Regions from separate parts of the Homo sapiens genome. Here region 1 is linked to region 2. A link is a loop called in an ENCODE intact Hi-C map of the cell type or tissue named here. Cell type or tissue: endothelial cell of umbilical vein. All regions are shown on one strand. Links, peaks and the distances in the headings refer to the core of each region. The heading gives the core; the rest is flanking DNA. Region 1 overlaps LINC02476 (long intergenic non-protein coding RNA 2476). Region 2 overlaps LINC02476 (long intergenic non-protein coding RNA 2476).

The links. Hi-C counts contacts between places; a loop is a spot of excess contacts. Peaks named below come from ENCODE experiments on the same cell type or tissue, not always from the same donor. Only the 100,000 strongest peaks of a DNase experiment are listed, where the experiment ranks them.
Region 1: it touches region 2 in a loop (7-fold over the local background); 1 of 110 quality-filtered maps calls a loop at or near these places.

What each region holds. Positions count from the first base shown.
Region 1 is chr7:119,658,019-119,670,058 of GRCh38, forward strand. All of the region lies in intron 4 of LINC02476 (long intergenic non-protein coding RNA 2476), which reads right to left. Among named protein-coding and RNA genes, the nearest start is that of LINC02476, 240 kb to the right of the region's middle. In endothelial cell of umbilical vein, for the core only: no CTCF peak of the experiment used is centred there; a DNase peak (open chromatin) is centred at 6,783; H3K27ac peaks cover 1,228 bases.
Region 2 is chr7:119,715,133-119,727,172 of GRCh38, forward strand. All of the region lies in intron 4 of LINC02476 (long intergenic non-protein coding RNA 2476), which reads right to left. Among named protein-coding and RNA genes, the nearest start is that of LINC02476, 190 kb to the right of the region's middle. In endothelial cell of umbilical vein, for the core only: no CTCF peak of the experiment used is centred there; a DNase peak (open chromatin) is centred at 5,619; H3K27ac peaks cover 2,100 bases.

The DNA of each region.
Region 1 (12,040 bases), core at 2,351-10,350, 56 kb before region 2:
CCTATTTAATAAATGGTGCTGGGAAAACTGGCTAGCCATATGTAGAAAGCTGAAACTGGATCCCTTCCTTACACCTTATACAAAAATTAATTCAAGATGGATTAAAGATTTAAACGTTAGACCTAAAACCATAAAAACCCTAGAAGAAAACCTAGGCATTACCATTCAGGACATAGGCGTGGGCAAGGACTTCATGTTTTTAATTTCTTTAGAAACCTCCTTATAGTTTTCCATAATGACTATACCAATCTATATTCCCACAAACAGATACAAGATCTCTCTTTTTGCCACAAAAATCAACCTTTTTAGGCAATGGAATGGACTGAACAGATTTAAAAAATCAACCTTTTTAGGCAATGGAATGGACTGAACAGATTTAATTTTTAAGAGGACAGTTTAGGCAGTAGTTGGGAAATCTATAGGGGCCACATTCAGATATATGTGCAGTGACTAGAGATGTAACATTAGAAGAGTGATGAATACTACATATTTGAAAAAAATAGTATGCTTTGGTTTAGACAGTGAAATATTATAGCTCAACTAGAACATTCATGTAATTTCCATCAGCAATTGTAAAATATAAAAAGAACTTTGAGAAAAATATTGTGAATAATTAATTAACATGGTCATATATAATTTTTCCTAGTACTGCTAAGCATTCTTGAAATAGGTGCACATTAAAAACTTAAATATTAATTTATTTAGTTGAAAATAGTTTAAACCAACTATGAAGTGTCAGTCGCTACCATAGGGAGTGGAGCTGTAAATATTAGTTGAGATGTGAATAAGTAAAAGTTAATGAGGAACGTGTTAATAAGGAGCTTGAAGACTTTAAGCTTAAAAACCACCTCCCACCACACACACAAACACACACACACACACAAACATACACCCTGACACACACAAACAAATAATATACCTATTTACAATCTTACATCTTTGAGAATTTCATAGAATAATTCCATTTATAGAGCTATCTACAATTATAAAAATGAAATACACAAAGAAATAATGAGATAAAAATTATTAAAAGAGAAAGAAACATAAGAATGAAATAACTGAGATGTGTACTGTTTACAAAGTTGAAATTTGTGACAAGGTGACCACTTTCTTACCAATTTTTTTTCCAATCTTCGGGGGCAAGAGCCAGCCAACAGTAACATTATCTTTTTCATGTGATTTTGAATAGATACAAAATTGTATGCTTTTCTGAAAAAACTGTGCCTGAGAAACTTCCTGGGCTTGAGTATTTTTATTGGCCTTTGCACATGAAACAGATCAACAAATTGTTACCATCATTAGATGAGAGTTGCTCTTTAATCACATTGTGATTAAAAGCATATCTGAATGTCATTTAAAATGTCATGAGCATAACATGCTTTTTTAAGGGGCCAAAGAACATTTTACTTTTAAAATAAATCAATCTTTTATATGCTTATTTTTAATAAAGCTAAAACCATTATAATTAATATAACCATACTAGTAGAACTGAGGTAGAAAAAAAAACCAAAACTTTGACTTATGTCTAATGTTTTGAGACTAGTATTGTATATTTGCTTTCTGAACTGATAATGGTGTATTTCAATTAACCTTTTCCATGTGATATGTGTTGATACAACAGTTTATTGTTGCCATCTGTTTTACTTGCAGGATCTAATTCAATGGTGATTTACTATTTAATGGAAGAAATTTGAATACACTGGGGAATACTTAATTTCCTTATTCTAATACATAAAATATTTTCAGGAGATTGTATGTTTGCATTATCTTTGTTAGGTGCATCATTGTTTGAGGGAGCAATTTCGACATATGTATTGAATACATATTTTAAATACGAAAAGATAAAATTCTGCTTAAAGTCAATTAAATTGCTACTTGTGAAATTAGTTTGAAAATAATTTGCAAATTTTTTAATGAAATAATCCTCTAGTTGAAGCACAGTATCCTGTAATAATGGGATATATGTGTGCACACAGGTGCATGCACACGCCACTGTGTGTGTGTATGTGTGTGTGTGTGTGTGTGTGTAGGGGAATCTTAGTCTAAAGCATCCCACTGCAAACTAAAAGCTCTTTAAAGTATATTAATGTCACAAAAAGTTAAGGCATTTTTCCATTCTTGTTAGCATGTTTCTTTTACCATTTTTCTCATTTCAAATTACTTGGACTTTAAACGTTCCCTGAAACTTAAATATACTGAGGTTCTGGGAAGAGCTAACATGCCAACATTTCTATTTTGATACACATATCTTTCTGGCAAGCTGCTGAGTACCTCCAGTTAAGAAGCACAGGCCTAAACTCTCAGTGTACAGCATTGATAAAATATATCTCGAGTCTAGTGCTCAGAACAATTTCTAGTATATATTACATTTGAGATAAATGTTAGTTTTTTGTTGGTGGATATTATTTCATTAAGATTCCCATCTATTATTCTAGAGAAAACTAGATAATAAAGATTATTTTTGGCATAGTGCTTATGAGAAATCTAATAAGTATCTTGTCACTCACTCTCATTTTAGGGAAAGGCTGACCTCTAGCATCTTACCATTCCAACCCTCTCACTTCCCTTTCCCAGTACAGGTTGCATCTTCCCTGCTGCTGAGTTTTTCACAAGTCACAAGTGCTGCTTTCTTTTAGCCATCTAGAGTTAAGCAAGAACTTTATTCATTAATCCTTTATTGGTTTTAATAGCATTTCAAGTGTTGGAGTAGTTATTAAAGGATATGCAAATTTCTTAGTAACTCTCAAATTGTACTATTCATTTTCTATATATCTATATTTAAAATTTTTAATTTCATTATCCCTCCAAATATATTTTCCTGATGTAGTAACCATCTGCAACTGAGACTGCTTTCTACATGTACAACATGATAATTTTAAGCAGGAAAAGGTTCAGATAATAAGTAAATAACACTTCAAATTAATTAAATAAAAATTACTAGATGATATTAGTAAATATTGTATCTGGTAATCCTATGCCAAAAAAAACACTGTTAAAGTGTCCTCAGTTTTTTGAAAATGCACATATTTAAACTCTTATTTGATTACCCAATTTTGGTAAGAGTAGTCCAAATACAATCCAATAAATTCTTCATTTTTCTTTTCCTCCTCATTTAGTTTCAATTTCCTTTTACTTTCACCCTCATTTGTTTATCTTTTCTGTCTGATGTGGATTAATTTAACTGCTAGAGTGCATAGGAGATTTTATAGAAATATTGACAATAATCACACTGTTAAGTGTTCTCATTCTTTAATCCTGAACTACCAGACATCTTTTTTGGTAATTGTCTCCCTAGCCTACTTTTATTCAATAAATATTTTTATATGAAGAAAAAGTTATTATCCTAGAAAAGGATGGAAATATATCCTTATCTAAAGAAAATAGGATGTTCTAAATTTTAGGGTAACATTCAGTTAGACTGCAGCTTTTTTCTTAAATCGTGTACATGTAGCTAGGATAAATTTATTTATAAATGTATTTATTTTCTCCAAAGTCTACATTCATACACACTAGGAGCCAACAATAATGTAATGTAATTTTTCACTCTCCAGTGACAAACAATACTATACCTCTTTTTAAATATTCTATTACAAATATGTTCATAATTTGTGTCCCTACAAAATGATTTTGGGAAGCAATAAACTAAAAATTGAAAACAAATTTTGCAATATTTTAAACATCAAATTCACATAATTAAGCATACAGAAAACAGACGCACATAATCTCACAGAAAAATAAAACACTATTGATTACCCTTGGTTTTCTGAAATTTTGAATCAGAAAATCTCAAATTATGACCCATTGTTACGTGATCTTTGAAAAAAATTACAAAGTATTGACCAGAGGTAATAGTCTATTTAAAAAGGTGGATTTCAGGGCTTATGGTAAAAAGATCATCTGTGTTATAGTTTCTTTACAGTTGTTCATTACCTCTCCAACTTCAGTGACTTTAGTCATGAGATAGTAACAATAATATTTACTTCAAGGGATTTTTAAGATTACATGAGAAGAAAATAGCAAATAAAATGTAACTGTAGGCATCCAAATTGGTAAGGAAAAAGTCAAATTATCCAGGTTTACAGATGATACAATTTTATATTTGGAAAAACCTAAGACTACACACACACAAAAATCTATTAGAGCTGATAAACAAATTCATTAAAGTTGTAGGGCATAAAATCAACAAAGAAAAATCAGTATCATTTCTATATGCCAACAGTGAACAATCTGAAAAAGAAATGAAGAAGTAATTGTATTTACAATAGTCATGAATGCAATTAAATACTAAGGAATTAACATAATGAAAGATGTAACAGGTCTCTATTAAAAAAAAACTATGAAACACTGATGAGAGTAATTGAAGAGGACATCAAAAAGTACAAAGATATTCCATATTCATGGATTGGAAGAATCAATATTGTTAAAATGTCTATACTGCCCAAAACAATCTACAGATTAAGTGCAATTTCTTTCAAAATAGCAATCACATTCTTCACAGAAATAGAAAAAAAAATTTCTAAAAGTTACATGGAACCATAAAAGACACAGAATAGCCAATGCTATCCTAAGTAAAAAAAAAAAAAAAAAAACCATAGGAATCACATGACCTCACTTCAAATTACAAAACAGTGCTACAATAACTACAAAAACATGATACTAGCATAAAAACAGACACACAGACCAATGGAACAGAAGAAAGATCCCAGAAACAAATCCATACACCTATATGAACTCATTTTTGACAAAGGTGCCAAGAACGCACACTGGGGAAATAAATACATTCTATTCAATAAATTGTGCTCAGAAAACTGAATATCCATATGCAGAAGAATGAAACTAGGCCCTTATCTCTTGCCATATACAAAAATCAAAGTAAAAATGAATTAAAGACTTAAATTTAAGACCCTAAACTATGAAAACAAAACATTGGGGAAAAATATCCAGGACATTGATTTACACAAAGATTTCTTGAGTAAGACCCAACAAGCACAGTTAACCAAAGCAAAAATGAACAAATGAGTTAAAAAGTAAAAACCTTCTGCATAGAAAAGGAAACAGTCAACAAAATGAAGAGACAATCCACAGAATGCAAGAAAATATTTATAAACTACCCATCTGCCAAGGAAATAATAATTAGAATATATAAGGAGCTCAAACAACTCTGTAAGAAAAAAAATCTAATAATCTCATCAAAAATGGGCAAAAGATCTGAATAGACATTTTTCAAAATAATACATACAAATGGCAAACAGGCATATGAAAAGGTGTTTAACGTCATTGATCAGCAGAGATAAGAAAATCAAAACTACAATGAGATATCATCTCTCCCAAGTTAAAATGGCTTATGTATTACACAACAGACAGGCAATAACAAATGCTAGCAAGGATGTGGAGAAAAGGGAACCCTCATACACTGTTGGTGGGAATATAAATTATTATTTCCACATGGAGAACAGTTTGAAAGTTCCTCAAAAAAACTACAAATAGCTCTACCATATGATCCAGCAATCCCACTGCTGGGTATATACCCCAAAGAAAGGAAATCAGTATATTGAAGAGATATCTGCACTCCAATGTTTACTGCAGCACTGTTCACAATAGCCAAGATTTGGAAGCAACCTAAGTGTCCATTAACAGATAAATGGATAAAGAAAGTGTAATATATATATACATACACAATGGGTTACTATTCAGCCATGAAAAAGAATGAGATCCAGTCATCTGCAACAACACTGATGGAACTAGAGATCATTATGTTAAGTGAAATAAGGCAGGCATGGAAAGACAACATAACATGTTCTTATTTATCTGTGAGATTTAAAAATCAAAACAATTGAATTCATTGTCATAAACCATAGAATGGTTACCAGAGGCTGGGAGGGGAAGTAGAGGGTTGAGGGCAGGTGGGAATGGTTAAGGGTACAAAAAAAAAGTTAGAAAGAATGAATAAGACCTACTATTTAATAGCACAATATGGTCACTATCGTCAAAAATAACTGCACATTTTAAAATAACTAAAAGAGTATTAACTGGATTGTTTGTAACACAAAGGATAAATGCTTAAGGGGATAAATATAACCCATTCTTCATGATATGATTTTTTACACATTCCATGCCTGTATTAAAACATCTCATGTTCCTTATAAATATGTATATCTACTAAGTACCCACAAAAATTAACAATATTTTTAAAAACTGTAAGTATAATTGTGCATAAAATAGCCACTAATTCACATATAATGCAATTTAGTCAATTATCTTTGATTTATAAAAGAATGTTACAAATTGTTCTAGAACCTGAATGCTTAATTATCATGGTGATGTATACTCAGTGGAATTAGTCTGTAGAATCTAATATTATGACTAGTGAAATTAAGTTGAGAAAATGTGCAGACATTGGAGCAAATTTGAACTTATTGCTAATGCTGACATTTTAGTGTGCCACGCTTTCATGAAAATGAGTTATAATCCAACAACTCTGAAAAAATACAAAGTAAAAAAAATAACAAACAAAAGTAGAAGTTAAAGGAAAAGTACCAAGAGAAAAAAATAAAAAGAGGTAAGAATTTTAAGAAGGAATGGCAAGGCAAGATTCTCCTGTTTTATTGGATTTAATAGGAAATAAAGTCTACACTAAGCAGGTGAACTAAAATTTTGAATGAAATCTCACAGTTTTTCTGGACCAATTTACTACTGGAAATAAATCAGGACAACAACAACTACGGGAAATGAGTTGGGGGCCAGAGAGATGAGAAAGACAGAGAGATGAATCACCACATTATGAGCATAAACCATGTCCTCATCCCTGACTAAACCTTGAAAAATGCATTCCTTGGAATGACTGAAAATAACCTAGTTACACATTTAATCATTTAACAGATTTGTGCTGTCATTGAAGAGACTGAGTTTCTAATATCAGTATAGTCAAGTTAGTTGCCTGATAAAAAAGGAAATTAAACACTCTTCAAAGAAAAGTGACAAAATTCAGTTTCCACAACGTCGTCACAAAGCCTCCATATGCATCATAAATAGAATGAATTAAAAACTGTGGTATAACTGCAAATAGAATACTACTAAGAAATAAAAATTAATGATTTACTTTAATTTACACCAAATTAATGAACCTCAAAAATATAATGTTAAGTGAAAGATGTCTTACATAAAATAACACCTTTATAATTCAGCTTTTAGAAAATTATAAAAAAGAGTAATCCATGGTAGAAAAAATGGAACAATGATTGCATCTGGGAAGAGGGATTGCTGAAAAAATAAAATAAAATAACTCTCTTGAGTTGCTGTAGTACTATGTATCTTGACAGTGGGTTATGAGGATGTAAGGATTTTTGAAAATGCAGACAATGTACAGGTAAGATTTTTATATTTCATTTTATGCAAACATCACATCTGAAAGACTACAGAAGGAGGCAGAGCAATATGACTGAGTAGAACCCTCCATCGATTGCCCTTTCCCAACCCACTGCATGAATACCAAATTGAACAACTATCCACATGAGACAACACCTTCATAAGAACCAAAAAAATAGGTGAGTGATCATAGCACCTGGTTTTAACATCATATCAAGAAAAAAAAGACAATGAAGAGGGTAAGAAAGACAGTCTTGAATTGCCTACACCACCTTTCCCCAATCCCCTGGCAGCTGTTGCATGGCACAGAGAGAGAATGTGTGTTTTAGAGAGGGAAGGTGCAGTGATTGTGGGACTTTGCATTAGTGCTCATTGTTGACCTGTCAAAGTGGAAAGCAACACAAGGCAGTACTCAGCCAGTGCCCACAAAGGGAGAATTTAGGCCATCCCAACCAGAGGGAAATTGCCCATCCAGCAGCCCAGAACTGAGTTCCAACTAGCCCCACTACCATGGGCTAAAGTGCTCTTGGGTTCTAAACAAACTTGGAAGGCAGTCTAGGCCACAAAGACTGCAATTCCTCAGCATGTTCTTATGCTGTGCTGGGCTCAGAGCCAGTGGACTTGGGATGTAAATGACCTGGTCAGACTGAGTTGGGGTGACCAAGGGAGTCCTTTTATCACCTCTCCTCCAATTCCAGACAGCACAGCTAACAGCTTCTGGAGGAAGGGGAAGAGTAAGAAGACCTTTATACTGCAATTGGATGCCAATTTAGCCACAGTAAAATAAAGCACCAAGCAGGGTCCTGAAGCCTCCTTTCCAATCCATAATGCTTGAATGAAATATATAGACCCACCCTGGGCTAGAAGGAAACGGAAAAGAAAGAGCCAATCCTGGCAGAACTTACCACCTGCTGATGAAAAAGCCCTTGAACCTTGAATAAATATCAATGATAATCAGGCAGGAGTCACCACAGGCCTTGGGCAAGACCCAGTATTGTGCTGGCTTCAGGCATGATCCAGCACATTCCCAGCTGTGGTGGACACAAGCAACCTACAGAATGGGAGAAAATTTTTGCAATCTATCCATCTGCCAAAGGTCTAATATCCAGAATCTACAAGGAACTTAAACAAATTTACAAGAAAAAAACAAACAACCCCATCCAAAAGTGGGCAAATGATAGGAAAAGGAACTTCTCAGAAGAAAATATTCATATGGCCAGCAAACATATGAAAAAAAGCTCAAGATCACAGATTATTAGAGAAATGGAAATCAAAACCACAATGAGATACCATCTCGTGCCAGTCAGAATGGCAATTATTAAAAAGTCAAGAAATTGTAGATGCTGGCGAACCTGTGAAGAAATAGGAATGCTTTTACACTGTTGGTGAGAACCTAAGTTAGTTCAACCATTGTGGAAGACAGTTCGGCTATTCCTCAAGGATCAAGGACCAGAAATATCATTTGACCCAGCAAAACCATTACTGGGATTTAGATTTATATACCCAAAAGAATAGAAATCATTCTACTATGAAGACACATCCACACGTGTATTTATTGCAGCACCGTTTACAATAGCAAAGATATGGAACTAACCCAAATGCTGATTGATGACAGACTTGATAAAGAAAACGTGGTACATATACACCATTGAATACTATGAAGCCATAAAAAGGAGTGAGATCATGCCCTTTGCGGGGACATGGATGAATCTGGAGCCATCATCTTCAGCAACTAACACAGGAAAAGAAAACCAAACACCACATATTCTCATTAATAATTGGGTGTTGAACAGTGAGAACACATGGACACAGGGAGGGGAACAACACACACTGGGGCCTGTTTGCGGGGAGGGGGTGAGGGGAGGAAACCTAGATGATGGGTCAGTACGTGCAGCAAACCATCATGGCACACGTATACCTACGTAACAAACCTGCACGTTCTGCATATGTATTCTGGAACTTAAAGTAAAATTAAAAAAAAAAAAAAGAAAGAAAAAATAAGGAAGCACAGCTACAAGATTTGAAAAATAACCTTTTTTTTCAAACAAGGGCAAATCTAACATTTATTGGTTTCAAAGGGAAGGTAGAGAGAAAGATCAGAGTAAGAGAGTTTATTCAAAGAGACAATAACAGGGAAATTTTCAAATCTAGAGAAAGATATAAATATTCAAGTAAAAGAAGGTTATAATACAGATTTAATACAAATAGCACCATGTCCAGACATTTAAAGCTCAAACTCCCAAATGTCAAGGATACAAAAAATGTCCTAAAAACAGGAAGAGTAAAGAAAAGAAAAATAAAGGAGTTTCAGTACGTCTGGCAGCTGACTTTTTCAGTGGTAACCTTACAGGTCAGAAGATAAACTTACATGATATATTTAAAGAGTTGAAGGAAAAAACAAAACAGAAAAAAAAAAACCCTTTTATCCTGGAATATTATATCCAGTGAAAGCCTCCAAACATGAAAGATAATTAAAGACTTTCGCATAGAAACAAAAGCAAAAGTAATTATCTACATCGGACCCATCATATAAAAAATGCTATAGGGACTTATTCAACCTGAAAGAAAAGGATGTTAATGAACAGTATCATCAGGAGGTACAGAATTCAGTGGTAACAGCAAGTACACAGACAAATACAGAATATTATAAGGCAATAATGGTGGTGTGTAAACTGCTAATATCTTGAGTAGGAAAAATAAAATTTAACCTATCTAAAATAATAACAACAGCAAGCATTTAAGACATAGATGGTATAGTAAGACATAAATAGAAACAAAAAAATTAAAAAGTGAGGAGATGATGTTAAAGTGTAAAGTTCTATTAGCTATCTCTTTGCTTTTTTGTTTGTTTTTGCAATCTATGTTGTCATCAGTTTAAAATAACAGGTTATAAGATATTTGCAAGCTTCAGAGTAACCTCAAATCAGAAAAACATACAACTGATACACAAAAACATGAAGCAATAAATGTTAAAATACCACCAGAGAAAAGCACTTTCAGAGAAAGGAAGAAAGAAAGGAAGAAAAAAGAAACAACAAAACAAACAGGAAATAACAAAATGTCAGGAGTAAGTACTTACTTAGCAATAATAGCATTGAATTTAAATAAACTAAACTCAGTAATCAAAAGACATACAGTGGCTGAATGGATAAAAATCAAGTTCCAATGATCTGCTACCTACAAAAAACATGCTTCACCTATAAACACACACAGAGATGGAAAATAAAGGGATGGAAAAAGATATTCCATGCAAATAGAAAGCAAAAAACAAAAAAAAAAAAGCAGGAGTAGCTATACTTGTATCAGATAAAATAGATTTCAAGGCAAAAAAATATATAAAAAGAGACAGTCATTATGTAATGATAAAGAGATTAATTCAGGAAGAAGATAGAACAATTCTAATATATATACACAATGCTGATATATACGTACCTACAAACACCCAGATATAGAAAGCAAATATTATTAGAGAGATAGATTTCAATATAACAATAGTTGATGAGTAAACACTCCACTGTCAGCATTAAACAGATCATCCAGACAGAAAATCAACGAAGAAACTTTGGACATAATCTGTAATGCAGACCAAATGGAACTAATAGATATTTGAAGAACATTTTATCCAACAGCTGCAAAATACACATTATTCTCCTCAGCACACAGATAATTCTCAAGGAAAGACCATGTGTTAGGCCTCACAACGAGTCCTAAAAAATTTAAAAAATACTGAAATCACATTTCCTCTGATCAGAGTGGAATAAAACTGGAAATCAATAACAAGAGGAACTATGGAAACCACGCAAATACAGGGAAATTAAACAATATACCCCTAATGACCAGTAGGTCCATGGAAAAAATAAGAAAGAAATTTAAAAATTTATTGAAACAAATGATAATGGAAACACAACTTACCAAAATGTATGGGATATATCAAAAGCAGTAATAATTAATTATATTTTACCTTTTTTATTTCTTCTTGAACCCTCTTTCTTTATGTAGATCTGAGTTTCTGAACAATATGATTTTCTTCTCTCTGACCCATTGTAAACATTTATTGCAAGACAAATCTACTGTCAAATTCCCTCAGTTTTTGTTTTACTAAGAAAGACTTTATTTCTCTATCACTTTTGAAGAATAATCTTACTTGATACAGAATTGTAGGTTGATGGTTGTTTCTTTCAACACTTTAAATATTTCACTCCGCTCTCTTTTTGGTTGCAATGGTTTCTGAAGAAAAATCCAATATAATTCCTACCCTTGTTCTTCTGTAGATAAGGGCATTTTTTTTTTCTCTAGCTTCCTTCAACATTTTTTCCTGTCTTTGATTTTCTGCAGTTTAAATATAATATGCCTAAGTATAGCTTTTTAGTATTTATTCTTCTTGATGTTCTCAGAAACCCCTGAGTTTGTGCTCATATCTGTCATTAATTTTGCAAAATTCTGTTATGATTACTGCAAACATTTCTTATTTTTTCTACCCTATTTTCTTTTTTGTATTTTCTCTATTCTGTTTCTGGTATTTTCATTATACATGTTATGCATTTTGAATTTGTTCCCAGTTCTTTGGTATTCTGTTCTATCTTTTCTCTTCCTTTTTTCTCTTTGGCTTACAGTTTTGGAAGTTTCTTTTTATTTACAATATTCTAGCTCACTGATCTTTTCCTTTTTCATGTGT
Region 2 (12,040 bases), core at 1,732-9,731:
AACAAAACAGACAAATCATTACCCAGATGGACTAAAAAGAGACAGAAGAATCAAGTTACAGAAAATAAAAAAATAGAAGACTTAAAGTCAGAAATGAAAGAGGGAAGACTAATACTTATTCCATAAAGCTAAAAAGGATCAAAAGAGAGTGCTATGAACAATTGTATGCCAAAAAACTGGATAACCTACATAAAGTGAATAAATTCCCAGGACACAAATCTTATCAAGACTAAATCATGAAGAAATAAAAAGAAAATGAATAAAACTAAAAAAAGTAAGGAGAATGAATTAGCAATTTAAAATTTTCTGACAAAGCAAAGCCCTGGACCTGATGTAATCACTGGTGAAGTCTACAAAATACTTAAACAAGAACATAATATTTTCTCAAAATGTTCCAAAACATTGAAGAGGAGGGAACATGTCTTAATTCATCCTATGAGGCTAGCATTATTGTGATACCAAATACACTAAAGAAAAAAAAATCAATGTTTTTTATAAATATTTATGTAAAACTTCTCAACAAAATACTATTAAACTGAATTTAGCACCATATTAAAAGTATTATATACCATGACAATATGGGATTTATTTCCAGAATGCAAGAATGGTTAAATACACAAAAGTTGATCAATGTAATATACCATATTAACAGAATTTTGAAAATGCACATTATACTCTAAATTGTTGCAGAGAAAGTATTTGACAAAATTTAACACCCTTACATAGGACAAACATTCAATAAAGTAGAAGCAGAACTACCTCAACATAATAAAAGTCACATACAAAAATCTCACAATGAACATTCTACTAAGTAATGAAAGATTGAAAGTGTTTCTTCTAAGATTAGGAATTAGGCAAGTATGCTCATTTTTGCCACTTCCATTCAACACAACACTGGAAATTCTAGCTGGAGCATTTATACAAGTAAAAGAAATAAAGTCATCCAAATTGGAAAGAATGAAGTAAAATTATCTATTTTCATAGGTTATATTATCTAATATATAAAAAACTCTAAGTGTTACACACACACAAACACAAACACATACATATGCGGTTAGAAATAATACATAAACTCAGCAAAGTAGCGGAACGCAAAGTCAACACACACACACACACACACACACACAAATTACACTTCTATGCACAAACAATAAACCTTGTGAGGAGACTAAGAAAAAAATACCATTGACAATAGCATAAAAAAATACTTAAGAATAAACTTAACCCAAGGAGGTGAAAAGCTTATAGATCAAAAACTTTGAAACATTGCTGAAATAAAGAGGACATAAATAAATGAAAACATATCTACTTTTCATGGACTGGAAGACTTAATATTGTTGTCAATATTACCCAAAGCAATCTATACATTTAATGCAATCCCTATTAAAATATCAATAACATTTTTTGTAGCAATAAAAAACCCTTACTAAAATCCACATAAAATCTCAGACACTCCAAAAACCAAAACATTCCTGAAAAAGAACAAACCTGGAAAACTCACACTTTCTAATTTCAAAACTTACTACAAACTACAGTAATCAAAGCGTTGTGGCATTGGCATAAAGACACATAGAACAATGAAATGCAATAAAGAATCAATAAATAAGCCCTCTCATATATTGTCAAGTAATTTTTTACAAAAGTTTCAAGACAGTTTAATGGAGAAAGACCACGTCTATCAGACAAATGTTGCTGGGAAAAGTAGACACCCATATGCCAAAAAACAAAACAAAACAACAACAAAAAACCTATTTGGGCCCTTACTGAACACTACATGTGTAACTTAACATAAATTGAATGAAAACTTAAATGTAAGACCTGAAACTACTAAAATCTGGTGGGAAAACATACAGTAAAAGCTTCGTGACATTGGATTTGGCAATAAAATTTTGGATATGACACCAAAGGCACTAAAAGAAAAGAAAAAAAAATAGACAAATTGGAGTTGATGAAACTTCTTTAAAAATGTAAATCAAAAGACACTATCCAAAGAGTAAAAAGGCAACCCACAGAATGGGAGAAAACATTTGCCAATTATATATCTGATAAGGAATTAATAGCCAGAATATATGGAGATCTATTAAATCACAACAACAACAAAAAAAGACCTAATTTAAAAAATAGGCAAAAGACTTGAAGTCATTTTTCTAAAAAAAAAAAATGTCTAATAAACACATGAAAATATGCTAAAAATCATGGATCATTAAGGAAATGCAATTGAAAGTATAAAGAGAAGCCACCCATTAGGATGACATATATATATATATATATATATATATATATATTAGGATGTATATATATACATATATTCTGCAATAAACCCAAATGTACAAATATCTCCTTAAGAACCTGGTTTCAATACTTTTGAGTGTATACACAGAAGTGAAATTGTTGGATCATATTTTAAGTTTTTTGAGGAACCACTATACTGTTTTTCACAGTTGCTGTACAATTTTATATTACCACTAACTGGTCACAAGGATTTCAATTACTACATAGCCACACCAACGCTCCAGTGACTTTTATTTTCTGGGATACATATATATATGTAATATAAAATCATACAGCAACTGTGAAAAACAGTATAGTCATTCCTCAAAAAACTTAAAATATGATTGTATTCAAAGTATTGAAACCAGGTTCTTAAGGAAATATTTGTACATTTGGGTTTATTGCAGAATTATTCACAATAGCTAAAAGGTGGGGCCAGTCCAAGAATCATTGACTGATAAATGGGTAAACAGAATGTGGCATACAGATACAATATTATTCATTGTATACAATATTATTAATTGTATGTATATACCACATTCTGTTTACCCATTCATTATTATACCCAATAATATTATTCAGCTTGAAAAAGAAAGGAAATTTTGACATGTGTTACAACATGAATAAACTGAGTATACTATGCTAAGTGAAGTAAGAAAGAAAAAAGACAAATATTATATGACTGCAATCATACAAGGTACTTGGAGTATGCAAAATCATAGAGTCAGAAAGCATAATGGTAGTTGCCAGTGGCTGAGGAAAAAATAAACTGTACAGTTATTGTTAATGGGTATGGAAATTCAGCTTTGCAAGATGAATAGAATTCTGGAGATGGATGGTGATGATTATTACACAACATTATGAATGTATTTTATACTACTGTACGGTATACTTAAAATGGTTTAGATGGTAAGTTTTACATTATGTGTTTTGTACCACAATAACAACAAAACCGGACCAAAGAAAATTATGGGCAAAATAGTTGTGAACATAGAGAAAGTAATCCCCATGGAAGTAATATTCCTCTTTTATTCAAATGCTGTTCTGTAAAAGCTTTTGTAATAATGCATTTCTTACAAGAAAACTAACTTTATGACCTGCTATAACTTTATTAGCTAACTAATCATACAGAGGTAAAGATTTCAAGTGATATTAGTGTACCCACTGCTGTTTATTTTATGTTTTATATTTTCTCTGTGTAATTATTTATATTTTTTTTGTAATTTAGTTGAGAGAATGAATAATTTATTTCCAAATTGTTGTACAATGGAGACTCTCTACAAATCTGAATAGTAACCTTTGCCTTAAAGTCTTGTGTAAATTTTTTTCAATATCAGTAAAACTTGTTGAGAGAATGTAGTAGTTATATAAAACATTTTATTTAATTTTATTTGTAGTAGTTGTTTATTTCAGTAATTTTCATACCACCAGTAGAAAATAAGTGCTGTCAGATACAATAGCCATCAGTTGAATTAAATAATTTAAAATATGACCTTTATGCTTTTTGTTCTTTTCTTTAGTCTTCCTTAAAGGATGTCTGCTTTGATATTCATAACATGACCTACTTTTCCTAGTTTTAACAAGAATAACACACTGAAGATCAATTTAGAGCAGAGAAATATTGCCACATTAAGAGTATAGTCAAATTTCTCGTGGAGTGAGAGTAAAACTTTACTTATAAGAGTCGCAGGGATTCCTGGAGAGTCACAGACAGAAATGACGATAACAAAATAATACAAAACAGTGGATTCCACAAAGTATGTGCATATATAGTAATATATTCAAAAGAAAAAAATTATCATTAAATTCAGAAACTTATAAATTATTTGTAATAAACTTGTAATAAATTTAATAAATAAATTTGAAATAAAAAGTATTCTTCTTTATGATATAATGATAAAGAGATGTAAAATTAGCTATTAGGCCTGTATTGTGCTGAATATTAGTGGAATAATCACAATTAAACAAACTGTGCTTACAAAAAATATACCAATGCTGTTGTTTCAAATATTTAATTATTAAGGAATTAAATTATTGAACAGGTAATGTCTTACCTGTTTCTAGATATACTGCAATGAAAGCAGAAGCAAGTTACAAATGCAGACTGTAAATGGACAATATTTAGACAATGTCAATGGCTGGAGTGTTTAGAAATCTTCATGAAAGTGGTGTGTAAATTGGTGCCATGAAAGATGTATGGAATTCCAGCAAGCAGATATAAGTAAAAGGAGCATTTTCACAATTATAGGTAGAGAGAGAAGTGTAAACAGAACCACCAAGATAAGTGTAATATGTATGAAGTTGGAAAAGTAAGTAGAGATAAGATTGTGAAAGGCCTAGAGCCATCTTTATCAGTCAAGGTTCAATTAGAAAAACAGAAATTTTAGTAATTATTAGTAATAAATATTTTAGTAATAGGCCTCACCAAGTTGCAGAAAAAAAGAAAAAACTGGGGTGGTAACAATCAAGAAGGATAACTTGGAAAATAATTGTAAAGTTAGTAACTGTTTCAGAAACACTGACGTTTAAAGTTAAAGTACATATGGTATGTTTTTCATGGTTTGTCCAACTGGGTAGTATTTGCAGATTAATGGTTATGAGTAACAAATTATGTGTATTTGTAACTTCTACATACAATATCATACAAACTGCTCCTTAAAATAATTACAAAGAACAATAATACCACAACACCTTCAACATTTCCAATTTTACCACTAACAACAGAATCCAGTTATTTGTACTTAAAGAAGATGTTAATGGAATTCAAACTCAAGACAGAAGTTTCAGGTGTGGGAATCAAACGAAAAAGAGTAATAAGGCAAGGCATTCAACACAGTATTTTTAAAGCTTAAATTTTACCCCCTTTAAAAAAAAAGCTTTGTTTTAGACCTAATACCAAAGTTAAAGTCAAGTTTTACCTATGTATTAAAAAGTTCTGACCAAGTATGATAGCATGTCTGTAATATTTTATCACCCTTCCTTTTTCCTCAGAGATTCTGAAACTCTACACAGTCTGTCACAGAGAATTCAGTAAGGTTCATTGTGGGGTATTGAATTCCATGTTCTATATAATTTTCAAATACTTCTCAAGGTGATTACAATACACATAGTTGCAATACATTTAATAATAGGTGTTTGACTTTTAATAATCATGTTTCCTAAAATATTGCTTATCTAATTACATTATTTATAAAAAAAAAAACTGTCAAGTTTTTGGGATATGTGTATGTCTTCATCCTAAACACAGACAGAAAATGCTTAGGCTATTACTGGAACAGGGATCTTGACATCCACTCAGCAAATGACCAGAGCTATATCACCAAACGTCAGTCAAATTCCTAATGAATGATTCATCTCCTTCCTCCATCTGTTCTGAATTTCCCCTGGCTTTCACTCTTTGGAAATCTTTACTCAGTAATTTCTGACCCATGAGAAAATAAAAATTATGCCATTTCTTTCCTGAAAGAAATTTTAAAAGTGGTTCTTGAACTATGTTCCACAAGTTCTTCATAGATCATTTGTATGTCTGACCCTTCAAATAATCTCAAATGTCTCCCCTTTTATCTTTTTTATATGCTGAGACTCCAGATAAAAAAAATCACATTTATAAAGGCTTTTAAATTTTCTTTAAATTACTCTATAAATTCAATACTTTCTGATAAATATTCCAGCAACAGATTTTTAAGGAACTTGCCAAGCTCAACCTAAAATTCACTTAGAAAGGCAAGTAAAAGTTGTAAGACATTTTTTAAGAAGAGCAAAAAGTAATTGTCTTCCCAAATATTAAAACAAGTTTAAAAATTGTAGTCATTGAAATGCCTTAATTTTGAAGCTGCAATGGGGAAATAGATCAATAAAATGAAAAAGGAATTCAAGAATGGAATTTTAGTGCATGATACATATGGCATCTCAATTGGATGGGAAAATAACAGTTTAAAATTACCCGATGTTGGGCGATCTGATTTTCTATTTAGAAAAAATATAAATCGTATATCCTATGTTATATGCTGTCATAAAAAGAATGCAAATAATAAACACTTAAACAACAAATATGTAAGAACACTGAAGAAAATTTAGTGAGTTACAGCAGAAAATAATTTTTCATAAATTTCTAACAGCAAATAAATGATACACTTGTCTAAATGAACATTTGTAACTTCTGTAATATTCAAAACATCATGAATGAAATTCAAACATAAGCAAGCCAACAGACAAATATAACCTAAAGGGAAATATTAAAATATGCAGACAATAAATTAACAGCCAAAATTTATATTACAAAATCAACAAATAAAGAAAAAATATTCCACAAGTAAATAAAAGTCTAGAAAAAAATGTATACATGGGGCGATAAGACACGTGAAAATATGTTCAACCTCCCTATCAATCAATTAAACCAACAGCAGGTGTAAGTCTTCATCCATTTAATGTATTGAACATACATCTTGGGCACATTTTCACTTTCCCTGCACCACCTCGTTCTTTCTCTCAGGACAATAAATGGTTATTGATGATTCTCAAAGGAAAATTTTTATCTTGCAGCCACTGGGATACCAAACTAAGCAAATCTTGGCTGAGTCTTTCAGCTTTCAGACTCAGAGAAAATGCTGCAGTGAGGGCCCTGAGATTTTGCTTCCAGAGTGCCTGCCAAGGAGCAGGCTAACGCAAACTGTAAGTTACTGAGAATCAGCTCCTGGTGGGGAGAACCTTAGCAAGCAGAGAAACAGGAAAAAAAAAAACAAAAAAACTATGGATAAATTTGTTTGTTCTCCCCTCTGGGCACTATCACAAGGTGCAGTTCATGTGTGCAAACCTTCCAAGTTTATCAGCTGAAAGATATTTATTTATTTAGAGGCTAGTTGTGAAGAGGGGTCAGGCTGATAATGACTGATGTTGTGTTGCTTTGCCTCTGTTCTCTTCTGTGTTTCCACCCAGCACCTGCCTCCCTTTCCCAGGCACTTTTATTATTTATAAAATAAGTTAGTTATTCTAATTTCCCATGGTTCATCCATAACAAATAAAATGTCACCATTTTAATCTCTTATTCAGGCTTTGCTTTTGCAGGACCCAAACTAAGGCAGATAATATCAAGTTTCCCTGAGTGGGTAAGAAAATAATTATCTGACACTGCTATAAATTTGCTTTTTCTACAAAGTTTTGTTCTTAGATCACCTTTTAGGAACATAAATCTGTAAGCCATTTTTGTCAAGATATATTAAAATTAAAATAATTTATCTATGCTGCAATTCCTCTACTGAATATGTACCCTGAAAGACAAGTATATGTGTGCAAAGGTGGCCATATTTACAAATGCTTATCGTTGATTGTTCATAACAGATAAAAAATGGAAAACTCTAAAAACCCATTTGAAAGAAGCCAATTATTATTGCTATATATTCTTTATTCTATTTATATAAAGTTTGAAATATGTCAATAGTGTAGTGCCAGAAAGCAAGTAAGTGGTTGTTGGGGGTAAGAGATGAGAAGTGACCTTGATTGTCAAAAAGCACATAAAAATGTGGGGGTTAATGGAAATATTCTATATCATATTCGTGTTGGTGTTTCTATTATTATACACACAGCTCATCAAATCAAACATTGAAAGTTGGAGGATTTGTTTGTAAATTATATTTTACTAAAGCTGATTTAAAACTGAAGGAGAGAATGGTGATGATGAATATGTAGTATCTTGCTAATTCATGTTGTTGGTTTTAATCTCATTAAGAATAAACACTGCAACTCTTCTCTATGACATTTAGAATCAATACTAATATTGCTAAGTAGTTGTCTTAGACTGTTCATGCTACTGTAACAAAATACCTCGGACTAGGTAATTTATAAGTAAGAGAAATTAATTTTCTCTGTGTTCTGGAAATAGACAGTCCACTATTAAGGGGCTGGCAAAGTTGATGTCAACAGAACTGTCAACAGTTCTTATACTGTTCCTTCCTGCTGTGTCCTTATGTGGTGGAAGGCAAAAGGGCAAAATGACCTAATTAAATCCCTCCAGTTCTTTCATAAGGTCACTGATCCATTCATGAGGGTAAAGCCTACCTAACTTAATCACTTCACAGAAGGCCCCAATGCTTAATACTATCACATTAAGTCTTAGATTTCAATCTAAGAATTTTGGAAAAATATATGCATTGAAACCATAGCAGTAGCTTATTCTATTTATTGTGTTGTTCTAGTTCTGCATCTCAAGGCAAGACATGTGAAGTCAAATATTTTATTTTCACAAACTTTTCTACAGAGAATAATATCCACTTTTACAGGTTGTTTTATATAGTTGGTAATTAAGAGGAGAATAAGAAATGCAAAGTATGAAGGGTAAGTAGCAAGAGGGTATCTTTATATTGTAAAGGTGCATCCTTAGAACTCCACTAAAGGTCTATAAAGTAATCCTTCAAAAAAGAATACAAATAAAAATTATACAACAACAAAAATCAAAACTGGTAACCAGATGGCTTCATGACTGAGAGCTCAGTTGCAGTTGTCCTCTGACGGTCAGGAGTGATGGTAAGACATGATTTTATAGAATTAGGTTCACTATGCTCAGCCGATCTACCTGTATGCCACTTTCCTGTTTTCAAACATGCGTTTTATATAGACATACCTAACAGTCACCAGAATCTCCACACTAATCCTTTGATTCTAAGATACGAGTTATGGTAGTAGAAAGTAAAATGGGAGAGTTCCCTGACTCCCCCGGCAGGAAATGTGACAGGGTGTGGCTCGCCTGTTGAGTCGCCTGGCTGCTCAAACGCCTTGCAAGAGGGGGAGCACACAGACTGGCAGGTGAAGGAGCCCAGGTGGGCGCGTGTTACAATGTGCCCTTTTAGCTTTGCCGTTTGAGGATGGCTTGAGTATTAATCAGCTCAATTAACCCTCTGCCTTTCTGCAAGGGCAGAGGGCCAGTGTGACAGCTTTCTGGATCCTGAGCTTCTGTCCAGCATCCAGGAAAAATCAAGTTACACATGGACTCCAAAGATGAATGCTAGGTTTTTACTGAATGGTGGAGGTGACTTTCAGCAGGATAGATGGGGAGCTGGAAGCAGGGAGATGGAGTAAGAAGGTGATTCTCCCCTGGAGCTGGAACTTCCAACAGCCAAACCCCTCACCGACTGCCCCAGCCGAACTCCTCTGGGTGTCTAGACACCCCTCCTTTTCTCTGGCGTGCTGCCCTGCTGCTTTCTGCCACTCTCCACCACTCTCTGCTGTTCTCTGCTGTTCTGTTCCTCTGCTCCTCTGGATGTTCAGCCACCTGTGTGTGTGCCTGCTAAGGTCTCAGGTTTATATAGGCACAGGATGGGAGGCATGGCAAGCCAAAAGGCAACATTTTGGGCACGAAAACAGAAATGCCAGTTCCCATTTAGAACCGCAGTCTCCAGGCATGAGCATGGGGCCTTTGCCGGGGAACCACCCTCTTCTACCCAGTATTTCCCTCTCTCCTTCCTATATCAAAAGGACAGAAAAAACCCCTGAAAATTGCTACCCAGGATTTCAGCAAAGAAGATGTAGAGGAGAGATGGGCCTATTTCATGGGATCCACTGTACCATGTAACTCCAGAAGTTGCCAGCTGACAGTGATAAACTGGCCTCTTAAAGGTGCATGTTAGATGCCAGCAGCTCAGTGATACCCCATGATGAGTGGTCACAACTCTTTAGGATGTGGACAGCTCTTAAACCAATGCAGGTATGTAAATAAATGGGTCCAAGAATAAGGGGGTAGAAGTAATAATGAGGATACTTGAATTTTTACTTTTCAGCCTCTAACTTTTGTATAAAAAGTGAGTTCCTTGTCACTGTCTAGTCACATCTGCAATAATCTATCTGGTGTTTCTGAGAGACAGAGTAGGGAAGTAAATGGCCATGAAAAGGACAATCACTCCTGTGTGTTAAAAACTATTCGAGAATTGAGCTACATAAGAGTCATTAAACATAATTTCAATGAAAGTTGTATTTTCTGAGTTTAACTAAGGTATTCAGACACTTGATTTAAATGTTTTTTTTTAAAGAAAAAGATTAAGCTAATAAATAAAATGGTTGTAATTTTGTTTCTTGCCCATAATATTTTTGTCTTAAAACATTAATATTCAGTTCTGCTTCCTTATTTAATATCAGTAAATATCATGTTATCTCACTTGCAAAAATTACAATCATGATTGTCACACTGGTGCACTACATCAGTAATTAAGAGTTCTGTAAAGAACACCATGACCTCCAAGTACTTCACATTATAATCAATTTTCAGGACAACTAAACCCCATGAACACCAAGATCCTTTTTATCTTTAAAATTTTAATAAGCATTACACTATTCATTTTCATCTTTCACATTTTCTTGATGCACTTACTATCAGTCCTTCTAACATAATGGCAAAAGGCTCCTGTACATATTTATTTGTGGAGACAATAGCACCTCTAGTAATGCTTATTTAAAAAAGTCACTCACTGATTTGTATTTCTAAGTATCGGGAGTTCAGACAATGGGATTTTTTTTAAGTAGAAATTTGGGAACTTTTTTTCTTCCTCACATACTGACAAGATAGTTTTTATTCTATCTGGTATCATTTGTATTTGGATTGGAACTTTTTCAAAAGAAGCCTTTTTGCGTTTTACTGAGAAAGCTATTACAATAGATTGCCTTTCCTATGATGATAAAAAATATGTAATTTTCACATTCACTTAGCTTTAAAACAGCTGAATAGATTTTCCTTAATCTTAGAAGAAAATTATCTTGGGGTTGAATAAAAGCATAGAAAGCTTAAACTGAAAAAGAAATTTTAAGAAGTTTATGACTCAGATAAAGTAGAGTTGTAAAACTAAACATTCTATAATATCATTTGCTATCTCTAATATACATCCAAACATAGATGAATTTAATATATCTTTTCGTCCTCTCGTATAACATGTGCCAACCATTTACATTGAATCCTCAAGCCTACATAAGCATAAAACTCCATCCAGAAAAATGTGTTAAAGGAACATTGAATTAGCCATCAAGGCTAGGAAATGGTTGATGTGACATGGAACTGAAATGTATCAAAAAGTTATAGCTAAATACTAGCCTATGATTATGTGTATGTATGGAGATACTGGATCAAATCAGATACCATAGTTCCAGGGTGCTATCATCAACCTGCCTTATAAGTAACATGGTGGTCTTGTTATACTCACTGGGAAGTCAGATTCTGTCAGATAAGTTTGACAGTTTGCACTCTAGCTCTGTCCATGCTAAGATCACTTTTCAAAGTCAATTCTTTCGCTTTTGTCCATTCCCATGTTTATCTGTGTATGTACATTGTTTAATTTAGGGGAATATTTTTATTCATTCTAACTCAAGAACACTGTCCACACTATTCATTTCAGCTTAAATCAATGCCATACCATATGTAAAAATATAGATTACAAAAGAGATTTAAATAGTTTGTTGTGAGGATGACATAGGCTCTGAATCATTTCTCTGCATGAGGCTTTATGTAGTTGCTGGGATGTAGCCCTCAACAAGATATTTCCTAACAGAGTTTGAAACCTAGCTGGGCACTCAGATATTAAAGAAATAACTAGCTTGGTCTATTTCATCCCTCACCTCTGCCTATTATTCATGTTTTAACTCTGAGTTTCCTTTCTACAAATTATGAGAAATCTAATCTTCTTTGATTATAGGTTTAACTTCCTTAGGAGTTTAACCCCCAGATATCCCTAAGACTCTAAGTTCTAATAATGAATTCTTCTGAAAAGCAGAGAATGTGGTCCTCATTCCCCAC